Regions from separate parts of the Mus musculus genome. Here regions 1 and 3 are each linked to region 2. The links are chromatin loops, found by intact Hi-C in ENCODE. Cell type or tissue: left cerebral cortex. All regions are shown on one strand.

Region 1 (8,000 bases), 180 kb after region 2:
TGACTCCATTTCGAAGATGGGTAAACTGAGGTTCTGAGGATTTAAGTAACTTGCTCAAGGTCCCAGGGCACAGAGAGTATTTGAACTCAGCATCTGACTTCTAATCCAGAATGTTGTCACACAGGGTGGCCATCAGAATGGGCAAGCCCTGCCTGTTCCACAGAGCCATCGCTAGAAGGACAACATTGCTCAGCATCCTGTCGTTAGTTACCTGTGCTTGATAGGCAGGCTCCCATAGGCCCGCCAGTAGCTCAAGACTAGTTAGTGGGTATGCAACACCTTTGAAACCGATTACCTGATTTTCAAAACTGCATACACAATCTATACAGTCATGGATGAGAAAATGTTAAATACTTATCTTTTGTTCACAAAGTAATGTTTTACATTTTTATTGAATAAATCAAAGGATGGGGGCGGGTGGGGGGCCGGGACAGCGTTTGCAACACACCAAGGATTCAGGATACATTTTGTCTCTGTTGAGTTTTTTTTCTAGAGCTAAACAGCAACACAAACAACGACCACGAAAACCAATCCGAGGCAGTGGAGCTCAGCAGGTAGAGGTGCTTGCTGCCTATCCTGGCCACTTGAGTAAATCTTTGAGACTGATAAAATGGAAAATGGGAATCGACTCCTAAAGATGTCCTCTGACCCGTGCACGACTCACACAGACACAATTTAACTTTTAAATGAAGAAAAACAACAACAACCTTCCCCCAAATATTGTTACGACCCAGGTCCCAAGTGCCCACTTAATTAATTAACAGACCTCAGCACATACAGGGAACCAAGTGTCTTGGGGCTCAGAAGTCAGAGCTTTTTTCCTGACACCACCACCCCCCCGCCCCCGCCCACGCACACATACGGGTGTGTATGTGGATAGGTGCCTACAGATGTTCTCATCTCTCAAGAGTGAGAAGGTGACAGCTGCCCAGTGGAGCAGGAGAGAGTGTGGGCTGCCCGGGTTCTCTACCTGGAAGACTAGGGAGGCTGGTGAGGCACCACAGTAAACTCATCACAGAACAGCAGTAACCCACCAGGACCCCACACCTTGGGACCAGCATAGAGGTTGGGCTCTAGTTGGCTTTCCTCTCTCTTAGTCTGCTTCCATAGCGGGACCTGAAAGGCCTTCTGCCTTACAGAGGTGGGGATTTGCATTCCTTGTGAGGTAGGATACCCACGCACCTCCCAACTTCCCCTATTACCAGACCCGAGCCCCAGAATCTCCGGGTATGGCGACTCCTTGCCACCTGTAGTGGACAGTGTGGGCAGGAGGCAGGTCCATGGGTTGCCGAGGTGCCAACTGCTTCTACTCCTAGCCTCACTCCGGCCGGCCCCTCCTGCCACTGACGCGGAGTCCCTGGGGCCGTTCACTCGGCTAGCACCCGGGCAGCCGCACACCCGAACTCCAGCCTCGGAGCCTCGTGCGAAATACCTGGCCCTAGCTCGGGTCCCAGAGCTGCCTACCTGCTCCGGGCCGGGCGTCGGCGTCGGCGAGGGCTGGGCTGCAGCGTTGCCTCCTCGCCTGGATGCGGGACGGCGGGTTATAAGGGTGCGGAGCAGGGAGGCGGCGGCGAGGGGACTGCCGCAGGCTTAGCGCCTTTCTTGGCGGACCGGCGGGAAGGCAGCGCGGGCACTCAGCCGTGGCGGGAGGAGGGCCGGCCACCCGGGCCCCTGGCTCCCACGCGCGCCCCGCCTCCCCAGCTGGCTCTGCCCGAGTCGGGGTCTGGGCCCCGCTCCTCCCGCCTCCTTCCCGCCGCCGCTTGGCGCGCGTCGCCCAGCTAGCCCCAGCGGGGTCTCCTCCTCCGCGGGGCCCGCAAGCTGGTAGCCGGAGTCTTGGTCGAAGCGGGACCGGACCGCGACCTTTGGCGGGGCTCAGGGCGCCAGGAAGGGTGCGCAGGCGCCGAGGGGGTGGACACAGGGCGCCCGACGCCCTGTACTCCCTCTGACTCTCTCCTCCGCCTTCTCCCCAGATGCCCATCTACCCCGATCCCCCTCGCTGCCCTTACTGTCCTAAGCCTGCAACCCAGGGGCTCAGGAGTGCCCTCAGCGGGGTGGCTGCGCCTCTTCCAGGGCTCGCCCCGGCCTGAGAAAACCGAGAGGACCGACTGAAACTGAACATTGAAAGCCCCGGAGGAGAACCGTTGTCGTTCGGCCAGCACCAGCGGGGTTCCGTCTCTGAGAACGGCTCGAAGCCCCCCTCGATTTGCCTGGCAGAGACCACAGCCCGCCTGGAAAGAGGGTCGAGCGCAGACCCTCTGGGTTGGACTCTTCAAAGTCCAGCCAGAAGTTGCGCCTCCTGATACCTACACACCCCGGGGGCCACGGCCTGCAGTCCGGGTTTCCTAGCCCAGGGTATCAGAGTCTTTCCTTGGATTGGTGTGCTAGGCGATGCCCAACGGATGCCCACAAACTGTGCACATAGAGCGGCTCGGAGTTAGTCAGGGGACTCTTCTCTGGCTCAAGAAGTCTTCTTCACCACCCGCCATCTCCCCTCTGGGCAAGTGAGCGGTCTCCGGTGCCCTCATCTACCACGCAGACCCGTAGTCTGGCGCACAGAAGGAGTTGGGTCCTTGTGGGACCCCTTAGTGGCACTGCAGAGTGGTCCTTGCCCAAGGTGTTCCCACATGCCCTGGAAGTCGCTTTAGTGCAGCTAGTGGCGTTGCAAGGGAGGTGGGTTGGAGCAGACCGAATCTCTCTCGAACTCGAAAGCCTGACCTGGTGTTAGGCCAATAGCTACGAGGAGTAATTATTTGCGAGCTGCAGATTAGAGACAAAGATGAATACCAAGCAAGAGTTTGGGACTGGTTGGGAACAGAAAATGCCAGGACGCTGGCCGCGCACTCTGCAGATCCTCTCCGAATGGTGCAAGCACCGCCATTCATTCATTCATTCATTCATTCATTCATTCATTCGTGGAAATTAGATGCAGCGGTGCGGAAGAGACTGGGAGCTATGAGCTGGACCGAGCAATACTAGATTCCGGTCTTTCAGAATTCGGAACTTAGCTCCAAAGGCAGTGGCTGAGCCTTAAGTGATCCTCTGAAGCTTTGGGTGCAGACAGGAACATCCAACCTCCCGAATGACACCGGAATGGGGAGCCTTGTGGGGCACAGGACGCGGGGTGCTGCGCGAGGGAGGGAGCAGAGCGCTTTGGGGAGCGATCCTGGTCTGAAGTCCAGTTGGTGCTGTATTCTACGTGCCCACCGAGGCTGCCGTCCCGGGTACCGAGCCACACCTCTGAATCAAGTCCACACTCTAACTAGAACCTCCAAAAAGGTGAGGCGACCCACGAGATCCACATGCCTTCGAATTCGTTCCGCCACAGACCTGAGAAGCACTTGAACGTCACGAGGTCACGCTGCAGGTGGTCGCTCTCAGGAAAACCTCAAAGCAAACCTATATTTATACTTATACGTGGAAAATACTTTGCTTTGTTCTGTTTGAGAAAGGGTCTCACGCAGCCCTGCATAGCCTCCAACTCTATAGGTAGCGAAGGATGCCCTGAACATCTGCGTCTCTGGTTTCAGGTGTAGGATTTTTTTTTTTTTTTTAATGCAAACCATCGTGCGGGGTTTATGCGATGCTGCGGACCAAAACCTGGGTTTCATATATGCTAAGCAATCATTTTGCCAATAGAACCGCACTCTCAGCTCCTGTAACAAAAAATTTGTTATCTACTAAAGAGGTGTATCGAAATACGACTATATACTTACACATAAATACGCATTTACATGTAAATAAATGTATGTTCACAAGTACAGAGGTCTAGTTACAACCTGAATTTCAGATAAGGGAGTCTTTTAGTCTAAGTATGCCCCGGGTAACTTTTGGGAACATATTTATTTTGTGATTTATCTGAAGTCAGAATTCAGCCTTCCGTTTCGGGATTTGCAGGGAGATCCGCTATAGCGCAAAGGCGCTCAGCCCCTTTAAGACTCAAACTCGGACTTCCCGCCCCACAATGCCGCGCGGCCGCTTGAGGCTCCCATTGGCTGCTGCTCGCTTCCGCCCCTGTACTTCCGGCCGCTGCCTGGGGCGGTTGCGGGAGGTACTTCGGAGCCGGGCTGGCCCGGGCTGGCCGTGGCCATGAACTTCTCGGAGTCATTCAAGCTCTCGGGCCTGCTCTGCAGGTTCTCCCCGGACGGCAAGTACCTGGTGAGCTGCGGCGCGCTGGGCGGAACCTAAGTGTGGGCGCGCGACTTGTGCACGGGGCCGGGGCGGGCCGAAGGGGGGCGGGAAGGGGGCCCGAGCCGGGCGGCCGCGGGGACTCAGGCTGGACTTAGGGGGCGGGGTGGGAGGTGGGAGAGGGAGGCAGGCAGAGGGGTTTCAGCCCAGATGAGGGAGAACCAGATGATTAGAGAGAACGAACCTGAAGCCGAAGAGGGATCCAGGCCAGCCAGGCTGGGGGATCCTGGCAGGTGACCAGGGTGGAGAAAGAGGACGTGGAGCAGAGTGGGGATGGAGTTGGGGTTGCTATTCTGGCAGGTGGTCAGGGTTAGGAAGGAGGTCTTGGAGCAGGTGGCCAGGGCTGGGTGGGTGCCAGGCTCCCGGCTCCAGTTTCCCTTCATCAAAGTTGGATAAGATGACTCTGCTTTCACACATTTGAGGGCACAGGGGATGGCAGCTCATTGCTATTTTGTATGTTTTCTGTGAGCGAGCTGGTTAAACGGGGCCCTCCTTTGTGAAACTCGTCATAAGCAAATGGTTTAAATAACTAGCTTTCATTGCCAGGGTTGGATGTTAGCTGTCTATTCTTTGGGTGGCAGAATAGTGTTCAGATGGGTGTTTCAAGGTACGCCAACATGACCATTGTGCATTTGTAGAAGGCTGACGTTAGGAAGCCATCAGGGAAAACTCAAGTCTTATTTTAAAAAACTGTGGTTCCGTGCCAGTCGGGTAGCTTGGCTAGTAACGGTACCTGCCACCAAACCTGATGACCTGAGTCCCAGCTCTAGGACCCACTTAATGGAAGGAGAGAACTGTCTCCTGCATGTTGTCCTCTGGCCTCCACATAAGCCGTAACTAGTGCCTGACCCTTCTCACATACAAATGCAATCCTAATTTTTAACAAGTTTTCTTTGATTAATCTATCATTCTCTTTTTAACTGACTGATACCATTGATTGATTGATTGACTGATTGACAGGGTTTCTCTGTAGCTCTGACCAGGTTGGCCTTGAACTCAAAGATCTGCCCCTTGTCTCCTGAGTGCTGGGATTAACGGAGCATGCCACCATGCCTGGCTGTCTTGATTCTCAGTTCACACCCCTGCTGTGTTTGTCCAGGCTTTTGAGACATCCTTTACCCTCCTTATACACATCATCCTAACAATGTAGGAAGTGTCAGGGTAGGACCTGCTTAGCAGGGAAAGGTACTGCCATGCAAGCCCGAGGACTTGAGCTCCGGCTCGGGAACCCACGTAAAGGTGGGAGGAGACCATCAGCCTCGCACACATTGATACATTTTACCTTTTTCCAAGTGCCTCCAGAGACTAAGGTTGCTTTACGGTTCTGAAAGTCTCAGTGAACAGCAAAGAAGTTGCATTTGGGTTAGCTGATATTTGTGCTTGCCGCTCATCAAAATATCGTGGAGCTCTTAATAATTGTTTCTTTCAAGTTTTGTCCTAAATCCTGAGCAGAGCGAGTCCATGTTTCCAGTGTTGGTGTCTTAAGTGATTCCTAAGGAATCCATTGTAACAGGTTACTGCTCACCAAACTCTAATGTGAGAACACAAGCCCTTTGATAGGTCCTCCTTCTGATCTGCACTTGCCCTCTTGCTCTCTTTCCACAGAAGACAAATGTGGCTTCATTAAAAAAAAAAGAGTCTGTGTGTGTGTGTGTGTGTGTGTGAGTGAGAGAGAGAGAGAGACAGAGACAGAGACAGAGAGACAGAGATAGAAACAGAGAGATGCTACAACACACGTGTAGAGGGCAGAGGACAACCCCCAGTGTTATTCCTTACCTTCCACCTTGTTTGAGACAAGGTCTCTTGCTCTTCACTGCATAAAGCAGGCTAGCTGGCCCACATGTACCTGCCTCAGCCTCCCCTCTGCCTCCCCTCTGCCTCCTCATAGAAACTAGGATTTTAAACAGTTTTTAGGATTAACACAGTTTTATGTGGCTTCTGTGCATCCAAACCTGTTTCTGAGGCAAGTGCAAGTTTTTGGCTTTTAGACAATGGCATAATATGCAAAGCTGGCCTCAGACTCAGAAAGTAGTTGAGCACCTCCCTAGTACAGTGATTACAAGTGTGCACCATCACTCCCAAGTAGTAAAAAAATACACACACACACACACACACACACACACACACAGGCTTTTTGAGACAGTTTCTCTGTGTAGCCCCAGCTGTCCTGGAACTCACTCAGTAGAGGGAGGCTGGCCTCAAACTCAGGGATCTGCCCACCTCTGACTTCTGAGTGCTGGGATTAAAGGAGTGCACCACCCCCATCTTTAAATTTACTTGTACAGATGGCTCAGCGGGTAAGAGCACTGACTGCTCACCCAAAGGTCCTGAGTTCAAATCCCCGCAACCACTTGGTGGCTCACAACCACCCGTAATGAGATCTGATGCCCTCTTCTGGTGCATCTGAAGACAGCTACAGTGTACTTACTATATAATAATAAATAAATCTTTAAAAAAATTTACTTGTACAAATTTGTGGGTTAGAGTATGATAATTTGGTTAATATATACTGTGTGGAACTTTTAAACTTTTGAATGCTCCACCTTTTATCTTTTTCTAACTCATTTTGCAATGAGACCCATAAGTTTTGGTCCACATGAAGCTAAGTGTGTCGAACAGGAGGGGAGGAGCTGGCCATTGAGGCAAGGCTCCCTGCTGTAGAAGAGATGCTATCCCGTGCTGTCTGCCTCACTTTTTAGGCTTCCTGTGTCCAGTACCGATTAGTGATCCGGGATGTGACGACCCTTCAGATCCTTCAGTTGTACACATGCCTGGACCAGATCCAGCACATAGAGTGGTCTGCAGACTCCCTCTTCATCCTGTGTGCCATGTACAGGCGGGGGCTTGTGCAGGTTTGTACCACCATGTATTAGTAGAGTGTATAGATGGGTGCTACATGTCTGTGGGCCTTGAACAGGCATGTGCCACTTACATATATGATGTGTGTAGGCAGGCACATGCCACATATACATAAGACTCACATAAGTGTGTCTCATGTGTAACTAACTGGTCTGGCGCTGTTTCTGTAGCAGAGTTAGAATTAGGAAACGTTTCCAGGAGTGTGACTAGGAAGGAGTCCAGGTGTTTGCACCCTTCTTTCAGGTTTAGGGGGAAATGCAATGAGACTCAAGGTTGCCTTCTTTTCTTATGTGTAATTTATTTATTTTATGTGCATTGGTGTTTTATCTGTATGCATTTCTGTGTGATGGTGTCAGGTCTCAGAGTTACCGATAGCTGTGAGCTGCAGTACGGGGGCTGGGAATTGAACGGGGTCATCAGGAAGAGCAGTCAGTGCTCTCGGCTGCTGAGGCATCTCTCCAGCCCCCAGATATGCTTTCTTTTAAAATGTAATGCTCTCTAATAGTTTAATCCAAACACTTTTGATGTGGAAAAACAAACAAACACCACCAAAACAGTAAATTGTTCTCAGTCTTTGAGCATGATTTTTCTTTTTTTTTTTTTTTTAAAGATTTATTTATTGGTTATATGTAAGTACACTGTAGCTGTCTTCAGACACTCCAGAAGAGGGCGTCAGATCTCGTTACAGATGGTTGTGAGCCACCATGTGGTTGCTGGGATTTGAACTCCGGACCTTCAGAAGAACAGTTGGGTGCTCTTACCCACTGAGCCATCTCACCAGCCCCGAGCATGATTTTTCTGAGCGGGAGGTATTTGCAATGGCAGTGGAACAACTTGGACAGGGTTCTAGGAAGTTCTAGAAGGTTCTAGAAGGCCGTGTTCCAGTATTCACTAAGCCTAACTAATGAGGTCACAGGGATGGGCACATGAGCAGACCCTTCAAAGGTGCACTGCAG
Region 2 (8,000 bases):
AGCTATTCCCTATGCTTGTCTACCCCCCTTGACTAAGGCAAAACTTATCTTTGACTTTGAAGCAGAAAAATATTTCACAGCAAGCCAGTATGAATCAGAATTGATATGTATTAAAAAAGACATTTTAGATATAGATTTTAAGTTCAAAAGTGGAGAGAAAGAACCAGGATTAGAGAGAGAATCGGGCAAACTTCTCTGAGAGTCTCATTATCTTTTAATAATTATATACAGGCCTGGCATGATAGGGTTTGTAGCTATTGTCTTTAAGGAGTTCCTAGGGAACTGAAGTAAGATTAGAGGTGGTTCCCGAGGGGCCTCTGATGAGACTTATTAATACGGTAAAACTCTAGGTCAGAGATAAGCAGAGTAGTAGACTGTCTTTACTGTAAACAAATTAAATTGACTTCATAGACTCTACCAAATCAAAAACAAACAAACAAACAAACAAACAAGCCAGGCAGTGGTGGTACACGCCTTTAATCCCAGCACTTGGGAGGCAGAGGCAGGCAGATTTCTGAGTTCAAGACCAGCCTGGTCTACAGAGTGAGTTCCAGGACAACCAGGGCTACACAGAGAAACCCTGTCTCGAAAAACAAACAAACAGCAAACATACAAAAACAGGAAAAGGAATAAAACCCTTCCTAAGGTCATGCAAACCCAGGCCTTCAGCTTGATTTATTGATAATTTAACACAAGGTATCATATACGAAGGGAACATTAAATCTGTGTGTCTTAGTTAGGGTTTTACTGCTGTGAAAACACACCATGACCAAGGTAACTCTTATAAGGACAACATTTAATTGGGGCTGGCTTACAGGTCAGAGGTTCAGTCCATTATCATCCAGGGAGGAGCATGGCAGTGTCCAGGCAGGCAGGGTGCAGGAGGAGCTAAGAGTTCCACCTCTTGTTCCTAAAGCAGCTATCAGTATGCTGTCTTCCAGGCAGCTAAGATGAAGGTCTCAAAGCCCACTCTCACAGTGACACACCTACTCCAACAGGACCACACCTCCTAATAGTGCCACTCTCTGGGCTGAGCATATACAAACCATTACACTGTCACCAGCTATCACAGGAAATGTGTGCAGTACTGGGTTCCCTTTCTCGCTGTCAAGAGGCTTCAGACTCCAAGGGGCTCCTCTTCCTTCTAATGTCCCCGTACTCCCCTCTGCCTTTGCATCCTGCCTTAAGAAGACATGGCAGGCAGCAAGGGAGAGTCCCTCGTAGAGTCAGCAAGGCCCCACCCAGGGCCTACTGTGGGTGCCTGACAGGACCTCAAAGGCCTCATCCTTAATATTGGTCTTGATTCTGGAAGCAATGAGGGAATCAGAAGAGCTCCAGCCAGCTCCTGGGCAGAGATCCATCCTGGCATACATCTTCAGTGACCAGGCCAGAGGGAAGGTGGTCCAGATGAGCTCTCCAGTCCAGAGTGCTGGCTAGATGTGCCTGATAGGAGTACAAAGTCAGGATCACCCAGGGAAGCAACTGAGGAACATCATTCTCATCCTATCTGCGAGCGAGGAAACAAGACAGTATAGCCATGTTCAGTGGGAGAACTTGTTCCTACTCGTTTCTATTGCAGAGAACATGGATTCGGTTCCCAGCACCCACATGTGGCTAGCACACATCCATAACTCCAATCCCAGGGAACCCAGAGCCATCTTATGACCTCCAAGAACTTCAGGCACAAACGTGGTGCAAACACAGATGCAGGCAAAACACACTTAACAGTAAAGTAAAATAAGGTAAATTTTAAATAGAATCAAAGCAAACCAAGGCCATGAGGCTTTGGGGGTGTTAGCCGTGAAGCAGTACGTCTCCTGACAGACACCAACCCCAAAACCCGATAGAAGCAGGAACTGGCTGCTCCTGAGCACACTGAACAACAGAGAGAAATCACTGTCCTTGCTTAGAATTAACCACAGTGACGACCTGGCAGGTTCCTTGTGTCACGGCGCATGCTGGTTTTTAATGGCTGGCTGCGATTATATTAATTTCCTTTCCAATGGATTTCCTGCCAGTCACACATCTGCCAGTCCCCTTCCAAGTGTCGTGAGAAGTAACGGTAAAGATGCATGAGGCTGAGGAGGAGGGAACACCAACCAGGAAGGTGAGCAGAGGGCACCAGCATGCTGAAGCGGCAAGGTGCTTGGCTCCCTGCCCAAAGCCTAATCTCCCAGCAGCCTGATCCATCCATCTGTAATACTTAGAGGGGCTTTTCTAAAGACAGAGGAGCCTGTGCAGCTCTGCAGTGCAGACGGTATCTTTACATGCTTGTCTCCTTTTTATTGCACTGAAGAGAGGAGTGGGCTTGGAGAGAGGAGCAGGCTTGGAGAGAGAGAGGAGTGGGCTTGGAGAGAGCTGGTCAGGCAGAGCAGAGGACAAGGACTTCCAGGATGTAAGGGAAACCAAACCCTAGAGCAGTTTACTCTCTGGTCTCACCCTTAAGATGTCAAAACAGTGATGTCTGTCTGGTTCATTTTGTGAGTTCTGCGACCAGGGTTACCTGTCCAGGCTGTCCAGCAGGACCAGAGGCTGAGGCCAAAGGTTTCATGTGTATTTGAAGCTAATTATAATATTTATCATCATTATTATTGATGTGTTTATAAAAAGATAAAGACAGAAAGAATATGTCCTATAGGGGTGTGGTGAGGTTTAGAGGAAGGGAATGTCTCAGCGGGCCCATGCTGAGGCATCCCTTCCTCCTGAGGGAGCAGCCACACGATGGTATAGTATAGAATAGAGTTTATTCAAGGTAGACAGGAGTTAAGAGGGTAATTGAGGCAGAGAAAGGCAGAGAGAGGGAGAGAGTAGAGAAGTAGAGGCCAGCCATGGCTATGAGCACTTGGAGAGAGTGGAAAGGGAAGGGAATGGGGAAGGGGAGAGCAAGAGCAAGGAAGAGAAGCAAGAGGGAAGCAAGACTAAGAGAGGGAGGAGGGGACAAGCAGCCCCTATAAAAGTGGGTCAGGCCAGTTAACTGTGGGGAGGAGCATATTGTGGGTGGAGTTTAGACAGAATGCTAACAATTTGTTATTATATTTATTGAGATGGGGAGTAACTCGGGAGTGTCAGTAATTGTCAGAGGATACGTAGCAAGAGTCTCCTCTCTCTTCCCACCATAGAGTTCACACGTGGACTGTGAGGTGCCGGCAGATGGCAGAGCTAGGCCGGTCTAACGCCTCCCTCGGGGTGAAGGGGAACCCGAGCTGAAGGTGGCCTGAGACCCGAGAGCACAGGCCTGCAGCAAGGCAGCCGCCCTTCTCAAACATGGCGGCGACGGGGGTCCCAGGGATGTGCCCTTCCCAAACATGGCGGCCAAAACGGGCGGGCCTCCGCGCGAAGGAGACGTCCCTTTCCCAGCGTGGCGGGAACCTTGCCCAGCTTCCGGCGCTCCGCCCGCGGCTCGCCGTCCGTCGGGGAGGCGCGCGCTGCCCGCTCTGCACGCGGAGAGCACGTGACCTGGAGACGCCGGCCCCTGATTGGTGACGTGGCGATGACATCAGACGCCGCGCGCGCGCTCAGAGCCGCGCGATTGAGACTTGGCGGAGGAGCGTTAGGCCGGGGCGCTCACTCATGAGGAGCAGGAAGGTGAGGGGCCCCCGCAGGCGGGGTGCGCGCCGCCGAGCCGCACTCTCCCAGGGGAGCCGGCGGGGGGCGGGCGCCTCGAGCCCCGCCCCTGGGAGGGGAACCCGCACTCCAGGCACCTCCACCCGCCCCAGGCGCGGGGCTCCAGGCTCGCTCCCCGGGGTGAGGGCCACCGGGACCCGAGCTTTGCCCTCGGCCGTGCGGGCTACTGCCCGGGCTTCCTGGCCTCTCGCACTGCCCACAGATGGGCGTGCTGCAGCCGAGCGAGCTCAGCCAAGCCCCTGTGTCGTGTGTAACCTGGGCTGAGGGCGGGCAGTGGGACGGGAGCTAGGGTGACTGGGACCTAAACCCCGGCTGCAAAGGGTCTCTGGCCGAACGAGCATGGCAGGGACAGTGAGTCCCTTAGCCTGAAGTGTGTCTGCCCTGCACCGCTAGCCAAAGTCCAGGCTGACGTCCCTGCCTCTTGCGTTGCGCAGACGTTTGTGTGTAGCGAGGCTGACAATAACTGTTCCCCGTGTCAGTGGTCATGGTTGCTGCCCCTCCCTTGCATAAGGAGACTTTATTAAGGTTTAATAGTTCCCCGCTGTGTTTTTTACTTCTTTGCGCGCCTCGGTTCCAGTGAGACACAGAAGGGTCTAACTCTTGTGAGGTTCTCTCCCACTTTCCGTTAGCTGTCTGTTGACAGTGCAGCCTTGCAATCCTTACTTTACCCTTTGCAGCCACTTCCTCAGGCCAGCAAGGGCCCCTCGGACCCTCCCCCTTTGTTTGTTCCTGCCTGTTGCTAGCACGTGCCTCTTTTGCCTGTTCAGAGAAGTATGTTTAAGATAATTTTATGTTAGGGACTTTCCTTGGGGGTCGAGGGTGCCCTTTGTACCTGGATTACTGATTGGGTCCTTAGCTTCAGCTAGAACTCCCGGTGGTTCTAAAGCAACACCCCCTCCCCCCTCCACACACACACCCATTTGCATCTGGAAATTCCTTTATTCTCACCTTCATCTTAGAGGACAGGTTTTCTGGGTATGGATTTTCTTAGCTGGCATTTTGTTTCGTGCAGGTAGTGATCTCACCGTGGTTCACATACTGTTTCTGCAGAATAAGCAGTTGTTTTTTACTGGTACCTCCAGGATGAGAACTGCCCCGGGAGGTGGCCTGGCCATGTGTTTATTATCCTCTCCCTCCTGTGTCACAAACTTCCCAGTCACAGGTTATTGTTTTCAACGAACAGGAGGCTTTCAACCATTCTGTCTTCAAATACTTTTTTCTGCTTTTTCTACTTTCTGGTTGTCCCTTACATGTATGTGTGCTGGTGTGTGAGTTAAGGCCAGCCTAGGCTACCTAGGAAGTTCTAGGTCAGCTGGGGCAATAAGATATGTGACACAGTTGTGTGTGATGGCAACAGGCTGTGACCCCAGCACTCGGGAGGCTAAGACAGATGTATTTTATATTCAAGACCTAGCAGAGTAACTTAATGAAATTGACAAAAAAGAAAAAGACAGGCAGGCAGGCAGAGGTGGGGCTGGGAGTGCATGAAACTCCCGAGCAGAGCAGCGTAAGCCAGGTGTGAAGCTCACATTTGTAATCCCAGCACTTGGGAAACACGGGCAGTTTCAGGAGGGCAAGGTTCTCATTAGCTTCACAGCAAGATAAGAGGCCAGCCTGGGACACATAAGACCCCATACTAAAAATAAAACGTAAATAAAGGTGGGCGAGGCCCTTAGCACAGCAGTAGAGTCTGCCTAGCACATAGTAGGTTATCCCAGAACAGCAACAACATCATCATCATGTAAGACCTGGGACTAGGGTAGGGTAGAGATATGAGTGCAGGAGCTGGTGTTTGTGTTTGTGTTACTATTGTCATGGGCTTTGACACCAGATAATTTGAGAGCCGTCAGGCAGTGGTGGCACATGCCTTTAATCCCAGCACTTGGGAGGCGGAGACAGGAAGATTTCTGAATTTGAGGCCAGCCTGGTCTACAGAGTGAGTGCCAGGGCTATACAGAGAAACCCTGTCCCAAAAAACCAAAACAAAACAGAGTTTGAGAGCCTTCCAAGAAAGAATGTGTACCCTTATTTGGAACACATTGGTATGAGTTTGTGTGTCCACTCAGTTCTGCTGGGTCTTGGAAACATACGTACCACAGCACACATGGAGGTCAGAGGACAGCTTACAGTTCTTTCCTTGCACTGTTTGGGTCCTAGCAGCTGAGCACACCCTTTCAGTCCTTGTGACCAGCTCCCTTTTCCACTGAGTCGTCTGATGCTCAACCCTGTGCCTAAGTGGACAGTTGGGTCAAACCAGCTTGGGGCATAGCCGTCTTTGCTTGTAGGTGAAGGACCATGGGTAGCTCAGGCACCAAGTGGAGGACCCACAACAGCTCTGGGCTGGCATTCCGCCATAAGCATGCTCTCTGAGCTTTACTCTTGTCTAGCTTACAGGTGGAGTGCGGTCCTCAGCACGCCTTCGGGCCCGGAGTTACTCTTCAGCCAGCTTGGCCTCTGCCAGGGACGTTACCAGCTCCACATCTGCTAAAACAACATGTCTGGTGAGCCTCATTACCAAGAACACCAAGGCTAAAGTTGTCACTCTAAGATGTGTTGTATGAAATAGAAGCTGCTGCTATGTATAGCTTGGGAGACGTTCCAGAGGCTGTGGCAGTGCTGTCACTGTTGTCACAGAGGCGTGTGCTTTGCCATACAGCTGATCTTCTGACCTTTGTGCACCATACGTGTGTGTGTGTGTAAGTGTGCTAGTGACCCAGGCACTAAGGCACGGCTTTGCCCAGCTGTGTGAGTCTTTTACCCGCTTCACTCCTGAAGCAGAGGGAATAGTCAGGCACAAGGCACGGACTCATGGTCTGCTGCACGTCCCACTGCAGCTGCCTAGTCGGGGAACCTCATCCCTATGTTGGTGCTTATGAGTTTGGCGGCAGGCACCTTCATGCTCTAAGCTTTCTTGCTTGTTCCTATGATGATTTTAAAGTAAGCAACCATGCACTTTAGGAAAGCAAGGCCTGGGAAAGCAGCTTGCTGGAGCGGTGCTCTGGAGTCCTCCTTGGCCTCTGATCTGCTCTGCCCCTTAGCAGCAGAACAGACTGGGACCAGTGGCTTAGGCACGGGTGTCTCTGGCGGAGGAATGGGAGCCTCTGGGACTGTGAGCCCTGTGCCTCTGCTAATGGGTCTGATTTTCTCTTACATTTTTCTTTCTTGGCAGGCTTCCTCATCACACAAAGCTACGGACAGACGAACTTCCAAAAAGTTCAAGTATGACAAAGGTCACCTTGTGAAGGCAGAATTACAAAAACTTGACCCTAAGAGTGACATTTCTTCTTTGCCAAAAGTGGCCCCCGTGGCTCCTTGTGAAAATAAGTTTGCGGAGGACAGTGCTGAGGCTGCTGTCTCTGTACCAGAGAGCAGAGAGCCGCCTCAGGGCTGCTCCACGCCTGCGAGTGAGGAACCCTCAGTAAAGGCTGAGAATGGCCTGTCCACAGAACCCAGCAGTGCCGCTGCAGCCCAGGAGCCCGATGACAGCTCTGCCGGACAGGCAGAGCCTGTGCCCAGGACAGAGGAGGTGCGGGCATCCGTGCTTCAGATGGACAGCAGCATCTTTCTAGATGATGACAGCAACCAGCCCATGCCTGTGAGTCGCTTCTTCGGGAATGTCGAGCTTATGCAGGTGAGTGTTGCCTCCTCCTGCCTCTCCTGCAGTGCCTGGGCACCAGACTGCAGCTCCCTGCTCCCACTCTATTGTGTACCCATGGTACACGAAACCAAGGTGAACATAATTGATCATGTTAATGCAAGGGGAAAAAATGAACTATGGTGTGTAACCCACATACACACATACACACACACACAGGCTCACAAGCTGGGAAGCAGCTCAGATGGAAAGGCTGAGAAGGTAGCGTCCCTGGCTTCAGCCCCCCCTCTGTGTCTTGGACCTCACACAAGGTTAGGAATTCAGATCTATGATTTCATGAACATGTGACCATGTCTGTTGTCATCTCTTGTTTGGAGTATAGCATCTTTCTTACCAAGGGACCTGTGCCTAGACAGATTTCCTGGGTCTGTAACAGGCCTGCTTTGCAGAGCCGGAGCGGACTGGCCAAGTATGAATGTGGATGCCCTGGCAATCTCACTTAAGACTGAAGTCATGCTTTCTTCCCCTCTAAGGATCTGCCACCAGCCTCTTCATCTTATCCTTCCATGAGCAGAAGAGAATTCAGAAAAATGCACTTCAGAGCCAAAGATGACGAGGATGACGCTGAGGGGTAGAGCTGCGGGCGCCTTGCAGCCGGTGTCAAGATTCTGTATGGCATCTTTCAGAGAACACGCTCTGAGAACAAGGTGGACATCAGTGTCACTGGCTGGCACAGACGCCCAGGCGCACCATGCTGGCACAGGGGGCTGGGCAGTGGAAA
Region 3 (8,000 bases), 54 kb after region 2:
GATGTTCCCTGGTTATCCTATGCACGCCTGACCACAGCCCACCTGCAAGCCTCAGTTTTCTTTATGACAAAATGAACACCTTCCACATCTGCCTAGCCCACAAAGACAAGTCGTACACACCTTGCTGGCCCAGAGCCTCCGAATCAGTTCTGTCACGTCCTGTGACATAACTGAACCCATATTCCCAAGTCCTTCATAGTGCCCACTCACAAGTGCTTCACTGAACAGTGACAGACCTCAGGACACAGCTGTCAGCAGCTCACCCGCCTGGAAACACCCATGTCCTCGTTCCTCCTGTCACTGAAGGATGGGCCCACTCAGGGCCTGCACTGTTCCTACTTCCTGAGGTTTTCCTGCTGTCCCTTTGACATGTGTAGGATTGAGAAAATAAGTATTATAAAATTAGGGCATATTTCTTTAAAATTCCCAACCATGTGAAACAGAATCCATAAAAGTGTCCATGTGCCCGAGCAGCAAGCACCCTGAGTATCAACCCCAGGGACTCAGCCCTGCTTTTGGTAAACAGCTTCTACTGTGCTTGACTTAGAGTCAAGTGGAACAGGATCTGTGGGGAGGAGGAGCCGGTCAGAGAGTGGGCATGACTAAGAGCAAAGCACGGGCAGGGCGCCAAGGGATAATAAGGTGGTCCTTCAGGCCAGAGGTGCTGCCATTGTCTTCTGCCTGCCTTAAGTACAGACAATAATGCAAAGCAAACCTCAGAACCAGAACAGAGGGTGATGCCTGGAAAGGCTTCTGTGTGTTGTAACCTTGAGATACTGTAAAGCCCTTCATTTTTAGCCTGACCTGGTGGCTCACACCTGTACTCCGAGCACTTGGGAGGCTGAAGTTAGAAGCTCACCAGAGGTTCAAAGGAAGCCTGGGCTACAGAGTGAGACTCTGGCTCAAAATTAAAACAGTACAAAAAAGAATCCTTCGTTTTTAGCTCTCGTGTTTTGCCTATTACAGAATCATGAGTTTCTGCAGAGGTGACTGGCAGTACTGGCAGCCACCAAGCTCCACCTCACTGCTTGATTCAGGGAAGGAGCTGCGCACCCCCAGCCACTCACAATATCTAAGTGGAACACTCCTCAGAGCTTCACGTATGCTACAGTGTGGATATTTAATATTTATTTATATTATTTTCATAAAAGATTCTATTTAATTTAAAAGAATTGTGTCATATCTAATACTAGAATACAGATGTAAATACCTTTAATGAAAATTTGCAACTTTTTAATGTTTTAACATAGTTTTCTATTTGTCTTTATTTCAGGTATAGAATAATATATTTTTATTGTTGCTGTTTGAGGGTTTATGTGCTAATTTGCCTTGAGTACACTAATACAGTAAAGAGCGTTCAGTGTCATGTCACTTTTATTACCCATCTTTAGCCTGGCTTTGCTACGTTGTGGGCTTGTCCTCTTTTCGCCCTTTATCCCCCCAGTCTCGTTTCCTTCACTAGATAGGAGAGAGTGGATAGAAGGATGTGTGTGTTTGAGAGAGAGAGAGAGAGAGGAGAGAGAGAGAGAGAGCCCTGAGTCTAATCTCTTTCTTGTTTCTTCTTTGAGCATGACTCCTAACAAACTGCAGCCAGCCCCCTTGAATGACCAGCAACCACTCACCCCATTTTCTCCAGGCCCCTAGCATTTATACACCCTCTGAAAAGTCCCCAGAATTCCAAATGTCACACAATCGCAGAAACTATCTGCAGCTGGCAAAACCACACCTCTGCTAGATCACGAGGCAAATGATAGTCAGCTGCTGCAGACAATCTGAAGCAGCCCCATGTCCCCACACCTGGGACTGGAACAAAACCATATTCTTAATACTATTTCTCTATGTGTGTGTGTGTGTGTTTTTTTTTAAGAAACCAAAATTTCAGAGTTGCCACCACAGTTTCTACATACACTTTTTTTTTATTATATTCTTTATATGTGTGCTTTGCACCACATGTGTGCCTGGTGCCCCTGGAGGTCAGAAGAGGGCATCAGATCCTCTGGGACTGGAGTTATAGGTGGTTAGGAGGTACCATGTAAGCACTGGGAGTTGAACCCAGGTCCACCGCAAGAGCAACAAGCGCTCTTCTTAACCACTAAGCCGTCTCTCCAGCCCTGCAGATCTAACTATGCAGCCCTGGCTGTCGTGGAGCTCATGGTGTAAACCACACTGGCCCTGAACTCAGAGATCCACCCACCTCTGCCGCCCAGTGCTGGAATTAAAGGCAAGCACCCCTATGCGCAACTCACAGTTGTAATTAAAAAGCAATTATAGGGCTGGAGATGGGGCTCAACTGGCAGCTTGCCTTCCCGGTGTGCACAAAACCCTAGGATTGATGATCTCCCAGCATGTTAGGGATCTCAGGGTCCAAGGCATCATTTGGCGATAAGTGAATTACAGGCTAGCTTGGGCTACATGCAGCCCTACCTGGAAAGGGGGTGGTCATTGGTAAGAGTAGTTCTGCCCTTGCTTTTGCTGAGGAGAGAGAAAGGCTTGGGAGAGCAGGTCTCTAAAATAGTGTTTAAAATGAGCTTATTATCCATGAGCAGAACGGAGAATTCACTCAGTAAGATAACTGAATCCTGGGTTTCTCCAGCTGCTGGGCAAGGGCCGCATTTCACAGTTCTGCCAGAATAAGTTGTTTACTGCCAAGAAGCTGAAAGATGCTTAGGTATGTACAGAACACCGAATTCATCCCGGAGAATGAATTCACACAACACCTTGTGTCTTCTCAAGCTACAAGTACTGGAAGAGCTCTGACCAAAGATCACATAGAGGGCTCTGACCAAAAAGGGGTGGGGGGAGACTTTCAAGGTAAAGTCAACAAAGACGTCGTGTCTTCCAGAGACCTCTTACACTCAGTTCACTTCAGGAACAGTTAGTAAAAGAGCAAACACCACACCTTCAGCCCAGTCTAAAACCCAAGATGGGGAGAGTATAATTGCTTCTGAATATACAACAGCACTTCCCAATGCTGCCTTGGCAAGTTAGTTCCCACTGGCTTCCCACACCACAAAGGCTTCACCTTACAGTCCTGTTGCGCCGAGGTCTGGTACAGGTCTTCGTAGGCTAAGACACGCATGAGGTCCATTCCTTCCTGGCGGAGAATCCATTTGCTTGTCTTTTCCAAATCTCTGTGGCTGTCTCTGTAGCAACTCCAGTCTGAAGCTGTCACTGTTCATCTTTCTGCTCCCTTCTCTCCTGCTTCTCTTTTAAAGACCCGTGATGGTGTGTGGGGCCTTCCTATTTGCATGGGTTATGCTCTACATAACTGCAGCCATCCTGAGCCATAAGCACCACAAGTGTCTCCTGCCCCCAGTCACCCTGGCTGGGTTTTCCTGCATAGTTCCTAGCAAGCCACAAATAAGATTATTAATCATAATCCAGGCTCCACAGATGTGCCTGCCTTCTATACTATCTTAATGCCAAGTGCATTCCAGTTGCAATGCAGTGAGTTTGTCCTGGCCCATTACTTCTAACCACAGGGCCTCATCCTGGAGCATTAATTAGTACCTATGGAAACGTGTTAGCTCTGTCTTCTAAGGAAGACCGAAGATAAAACAACTTCAACCTCTGCGACTACCTTACAAAACCAAAACATAAGGTGGTTGGATCACACCCTGGCCCGGGACTGCTCCAACCCCCAGTACTGGGGATTGAGCCTTAGGCTGACATGTTTCTACCAACTGGACTACCTCTTGTTGCCTGTCCCAAGGCTTATGTACCTTGAAGACAAACCTGGGGACGGGGGCGCTCTGGAGCCCTTTATCTTTTTTTCCCCCTTGTTCCAGTATACCATATTAATTAAATCTTTCTTGTTGCCTGTTTTATTATTTTTTAAATATGGTCTCAGTCGCCCAGGTTGACCTCAAACTTGCTATAAAGTCAAGCTCCTTTGTTTGTGTTTTGTTTTGTTTTGTTTTTCGAGACAGGGCTTCTCAGTATAGCCCTGGCTGTCCTGGAACTCACTCTGTAGACCAGGCTGGCCTCAGAAATCCACTTGCCTCTGCCTCCCAAGTGCTGGGATTAAAGGCACCACTGCCCGGCTAGTGAATTCCTTCCTTAACCTTAACCCTCGACCAGCTGAGCGCTTGGGATGACAGGTGTGTGCACCACCATGCCCCATTTACACTGTGCTGGGAATCAAACAGAGCTTCATGTATGCCAAACAAGCGCTCTACTAACTAAGCTACAACCCCAGAATAATCGTGTCTTTAGTTGGTATCTGGGGGGTGGGAAAGGTGACCACCTAACCTGTGGGACTCCACGCAGCCACACTACACAGCCAGTGTGAAGCTGAGGCTAAAAACAGAGCCGCCCCACACACCCGTCCCACAAACCCCTTGCGTCCAGACTCTCTGGCGAGCGCGTGTTCTCTCTATGGTCATTTCCGGCTCCCGCCGGAAGTGTGGCGCCGCACTCCGGAAGCGGCGCACGGGCGGCGCGATGGCGGCGGCGGCGATGGCCGTGTCCGAGGCCTGGCCGGAGCTGGAGCTGGCCGAGCGCGAGCGGCGGCGCGAGCTGCTGCTGACCGGGCCCGGGCTGGAGGAGCGGGTGAAGGCGGCGGGCGGGCGGCTTCCGCCGCGGCTCTTCACGCTGCCGCTGCTGCACTACCTGGAGGTGAGCGGCTGCGGCAGCCTGCGCGCGCCGGGGCCCGGCCTCGCGCAGGGCCTCCCGCAGCTGCACAGCCTGGTGCTGCGGCGCAACGCGCTGGGGCCGGGCCTGAGCCCCGAGCTGGGGCCGCTGCCCGCGCTGCGCGTCCTCGACCTGTCCGGCAACGCGTTGGAGACGCTGCCGCCCGGCGAGGGCCTGGGCCCCGCCGAGCCCCCCGGACTACCGCAGCTGCAGAGCCTCAACCTCAGCGGCAACCGCCTGCGCGAGCTGCCCGCCGACCTGGCGCGCTGCGCCCCTCGCCTGCAGAGCCTCAATCTCACCGGCAACCGCCTGGACGCCTTTCCCCCCGAGCTCTTCCGGCCAGGAGCTCTGCCCCTGCTCAGTGAGCTGGCAGCTGCCGACAACTGCCTGCGGGAGCTCAGCCCAGACATCGCGCATCTTGCCTCGCTCAAGGTCAGTGGGACCCGAGGGGAGGGAGACGCGCGCCCTGCTGTCCCTCCTTGGAGGATGTCTTTGCCCCCGCAACCGGTCCGTCTCCTCTCAGTTCTCAGACCTGCGAGCTCAGAGGTCTCTGGACGTGTGGCAGTTTAAAAGTTGCTATCAATGTTAGACTTCTCATGTGGGAAGAAATTCAAGAGCAGAGAGCCAGGTGTGGCGCGCGTGTGTGCGTGTGCGTAACTGATTGGGTTTCCAAATGGCGGAGCGTCCAGACAAGGCACAAAATCACGCATAACAACAGCCTTCAGTGGGCGGGATCATGGCTTCCGTTTTATAGAGAGCCGAAGTGCTTACCCAAAGCCAACAGCACACCTAGAGTTTTCTTCGGGGCTGCCTTGTGTAAGAGATTGGCTTCTTTGTGGTCCCAGGCTCCCGTTGTGCCTGACGCCCACCAGGTGCTCATTGTGTGTTGAGTGAGGGGTGAGAAGGCAGAAGATGCAAAGCCACAACCTGACCTGACTCCACTCTAGGATCTCCACAGTCCAGTCCTGTCATCTGGCCATGTCAGTTCCCCTACCACACCCCCTCCATCACACCCCCTACCCTTTGTATTCTTGGTAGCGCCAGCCTGTGTGTCTTCTCATCCTTGAGTTTATGCAGCCCTTTCCTAATGATGGATTGGCAAGGAAATTTGCTCTTGAGAGATCAGAGCTCACCTTGCTAGTATTCGTGTGTGTGTGTGTGTGTGTGTGTGTGTGTGTGTGTTTAATTAAGACACCTGTCCCTCCCTCCTCGCTCTCGCTCTTGCTTTCTCGGGGTGGGGGTGTGGAGAGATAGGCCAGCGAGTCTACAAGATGATACTCCCTGAGGTACCTTGGCCCTCTATGTTACAGGTGTCCCCATGGCTTGGGTATGACACAGGCTGTACACTGTTCTGCCTTCCTATGTAGTAGATATATTGGTTTGCCAGAAGGCTGATGACTGTTCAATATGGTGCATGTCTTTGTATCAGCCATTGACGTGCTGTGGTTTCTGAGACTGAAGCCCCTTGCATGTGTCTCACTTGGCCCTCACCACCATGCTGTGATCCCTTTCCCAGCAGAGGCAGCCCTGGTTGTCACTGTACTGGCTGGGGTTTGTGTTCTCCTGGAAGTTCTGATGTAAGGTGTTGAGCGTATATACCCTGCAAGGCATACAGCCGGCCAAGCACAGCAGTCCCGTGGGCACTGGGAGGAGGCTGGCACATCCGCCCTGCTTCACCTTTTGGTGGTATTGCCTCTCCCCCCCTCCCCCCGGAGGGCCCAAAAGGCTTCACGTCTGTGCTTGCCCATCACACCTTGGACCCTGGCCCCACTCCCATGACAAGGTTGCCGCTCTAGGCACTGAGGGCTGGGTAAACATGGGCAAGCATCACCTTTCTCACCAGGACGCTTCACCCTGTGTCTCTGTGTGGCAAGACCCACCTGCCTCTCTTCGACTCACTCTTCACCTTTGCTGCTGTCCTCACAGGGCCCCAGGGAGATGCTCAACTGGCATTGGGATTGTTGCTTCCTGCTCTGACCCGCCCTTGTCAGATGGTATCCCTGGAAGATCCCCTCCCTAAGGGCTCTTTCTGAGGCTCAGCCCCACCGCTGCCCCCTTCTGCGTATTTCTCCCCCAGGTCTTCAGTAGATTGCATCTTAACAGTGGGAGCAGAAGCATGTCATTCAACCCAGTGTTTGACAAGTGTGTTTTGATCCCACTGTAGTCAAGGGAGGGCATTTTCACAGAAGTCCTTCAAGGGAGTACAGAAGCTCAGAATCCACAGAATTACAGACAGGCTGTTGCAGACCTACTGTCAAATAAGGCCCATGTCATCGGTCATGCTTTTGGAGAGCTAGGTCCTCTGGGCTGGTGACCTCACAGGGTTGGGAAGAAAGTTTGCTAGTCTGGCTCAGACACCGCCCCCCCTTACTTGGTTCCTGATAATGTCACAGTGGTCCTCAGAGTAGTTACTTGGGAACCAGATAGGTCCTGAAAGGGTAGGCTCTGCCTCCAGTGGAAGTGGATCTGTGAAGACCTGGTGTTGGGCGTGGCATGGGGTACAGATCTGAGACCCAGACTCATCTGAGGCTGATGACTGCACCATAGAAAATGCCAGTCCAACTTTATGTGGCAGGTCGCAGTGAGAGTCAGCACACCGAGACACCTGATGAGCTTGCTCCTGGTGACTCCCCTGCAGGGTAACCTGCCTTGCATTCACCTATCAGGCATTGCTGTTATCTGGCCTCTTCCCCACAAGGGCCGGGTCCCTCCTTTTCATGCTTTTCTCCTTTAGCTTTTATAGTTGTCCTCTGCCTCCTGAATTCCTGCTATACCTTGGTGGTATGGACAGAGCCCCTGTGTCCTGTGTCTTCTCCACACCAAGTAGCCTGATGGCTTGATTCCTTCTCACTTGCTTCAGAGGTAGAGGCTGAGCAGCTGCACCATCCAGAGAGACGTGTGTCATAGCAGTCAGGCCTGTACGGCCATCCTCGTTCCACACCCAGGTTCCTAGGACTCAACTGCCACAGATTGTGTCTGAGAGCAGAGGTGTCACCTGTGGTCGCTGTAGACCTCTCCCTGGTTCCTCCAGAGCGGTGCTCGATATAAGAGCAAAAAATAAAGCAGACCAGAGTCCCCACCACCTGAGAAAGGGATGTTTATGGTTATAGGGCTGCACACCCTTCCACTGCGTTGAAAGCAGCACATTTGTCTAGCGGCAGGGAGCTCTTTCCCACAGACCCCTGGGCATTGTGTGTGTGGTATGAACACTACTACCTCTTTCCAGTCCACCCTCATCTTATGAAAGACAGCAATGGGGCCATGTACCCCTGGTGATGTCATGCTTGGTGTGGGGACAGGGTTTGTTGGTATCGCTCTTTTTTGTCATTACATTGAAGCGATAGCTGGACACCATTTGGGGAGCCTGT

Evidence for each region. Hi-C counts contacts between places; a loop is a spot of excess contacts. Peaks named below come from ENCODE experiments on the same cell type or tissue, not always from the same donor. Only the 100,000 strongest peaks of a DNase experiment are listed, where the experiment ranks them.
Region 1: a loop joins it to region 2, with 2.1 times the contacts of the local background. A loop is called at or near these places in 4 of 42 quality-filtered maps.
Region 3: it touches region 2 in a loop (2.5-fold over the local background); 5 of 42 quality-filtered maps call a loop at or near these places.

The regions. Positions count from the first base shown.
Region 1 is chr4:154,138,359-154,146,358 of GRCm38, forward strand. Trp73 (transformation related protein 73) reads right to left here and starts at 1,517. Exons shown (of 14, transcript NM_011642.4): 1 at 1,465-1,517. Wrap73 (WD repeat containing, antisense to Trp73) reads left to right here and starts at 4,014. Exons shown (of 12, transcript NM_021499.2): 1 at 4,014-4,155; 2 at 6,885-7,037. The coding sequence starts at 4,087. In left cerebral cortex, CTCF peaks have their summits at 4,013 and 6,595 (motif pointing left); DNase peaks (open chromatin) are centred at 3,200, 3,964 and 4,562; H3K4me3 peaks cover 2,250 bases; H3K27ac peaks cover 615 bases.
Region 2 is chr4:153,953,738-153,961,737 of GRCm38, forward strand. A430005L14Rik (RIKEN cDNA A430005L14 gene) reads left to right here and starts at 3,500. Exons shown (of 4, transcript NM_175287.4): 1 at 3,500-3,585; 2 at 6,012-6,125; 3 at 6,794-7,255; 4 at 7,753-8,000. The coding sequence starts at 3,571. The coding sequence ends at 7,854. In left cerebral cortex, a CTCF peak has its summit at 3,199 (motif pointing right); DNase peaks (open chromatin) are centred at 3,407, 3,936 and 6,062; H3K4me3 peaks cover 1,542 bases; H3K27ac peaks cover 1,091 bases.
Region 3 is chr4:154,007,373-154,015,372 of GRCm38, forward strand. Lrrc47 (leucine rich repeat containing 47) reads left to right here and starts at 4,431. Exons shown (of 7, transcript NM_201226.1): 1 at 4,431-5,064. The coding sequence starts at 4,444. Gm31566 (a long non-coding RNA gene) reads right to left here and starts at 3,889. Exons shown (of 8, transcript XR_391010.4): 1 at 3,023-3,889. It also overlaps a transcript of Cep104 not described here. In left cerebral cortex, a CTCF peak has its summit at 4,352; DNase peaks (open chromatin) are centred at 690, 980, 4,339 and 5,209; H3K4me3 peaks cover 2,285 bases; H3K27ac peaks cover 2,080 bases.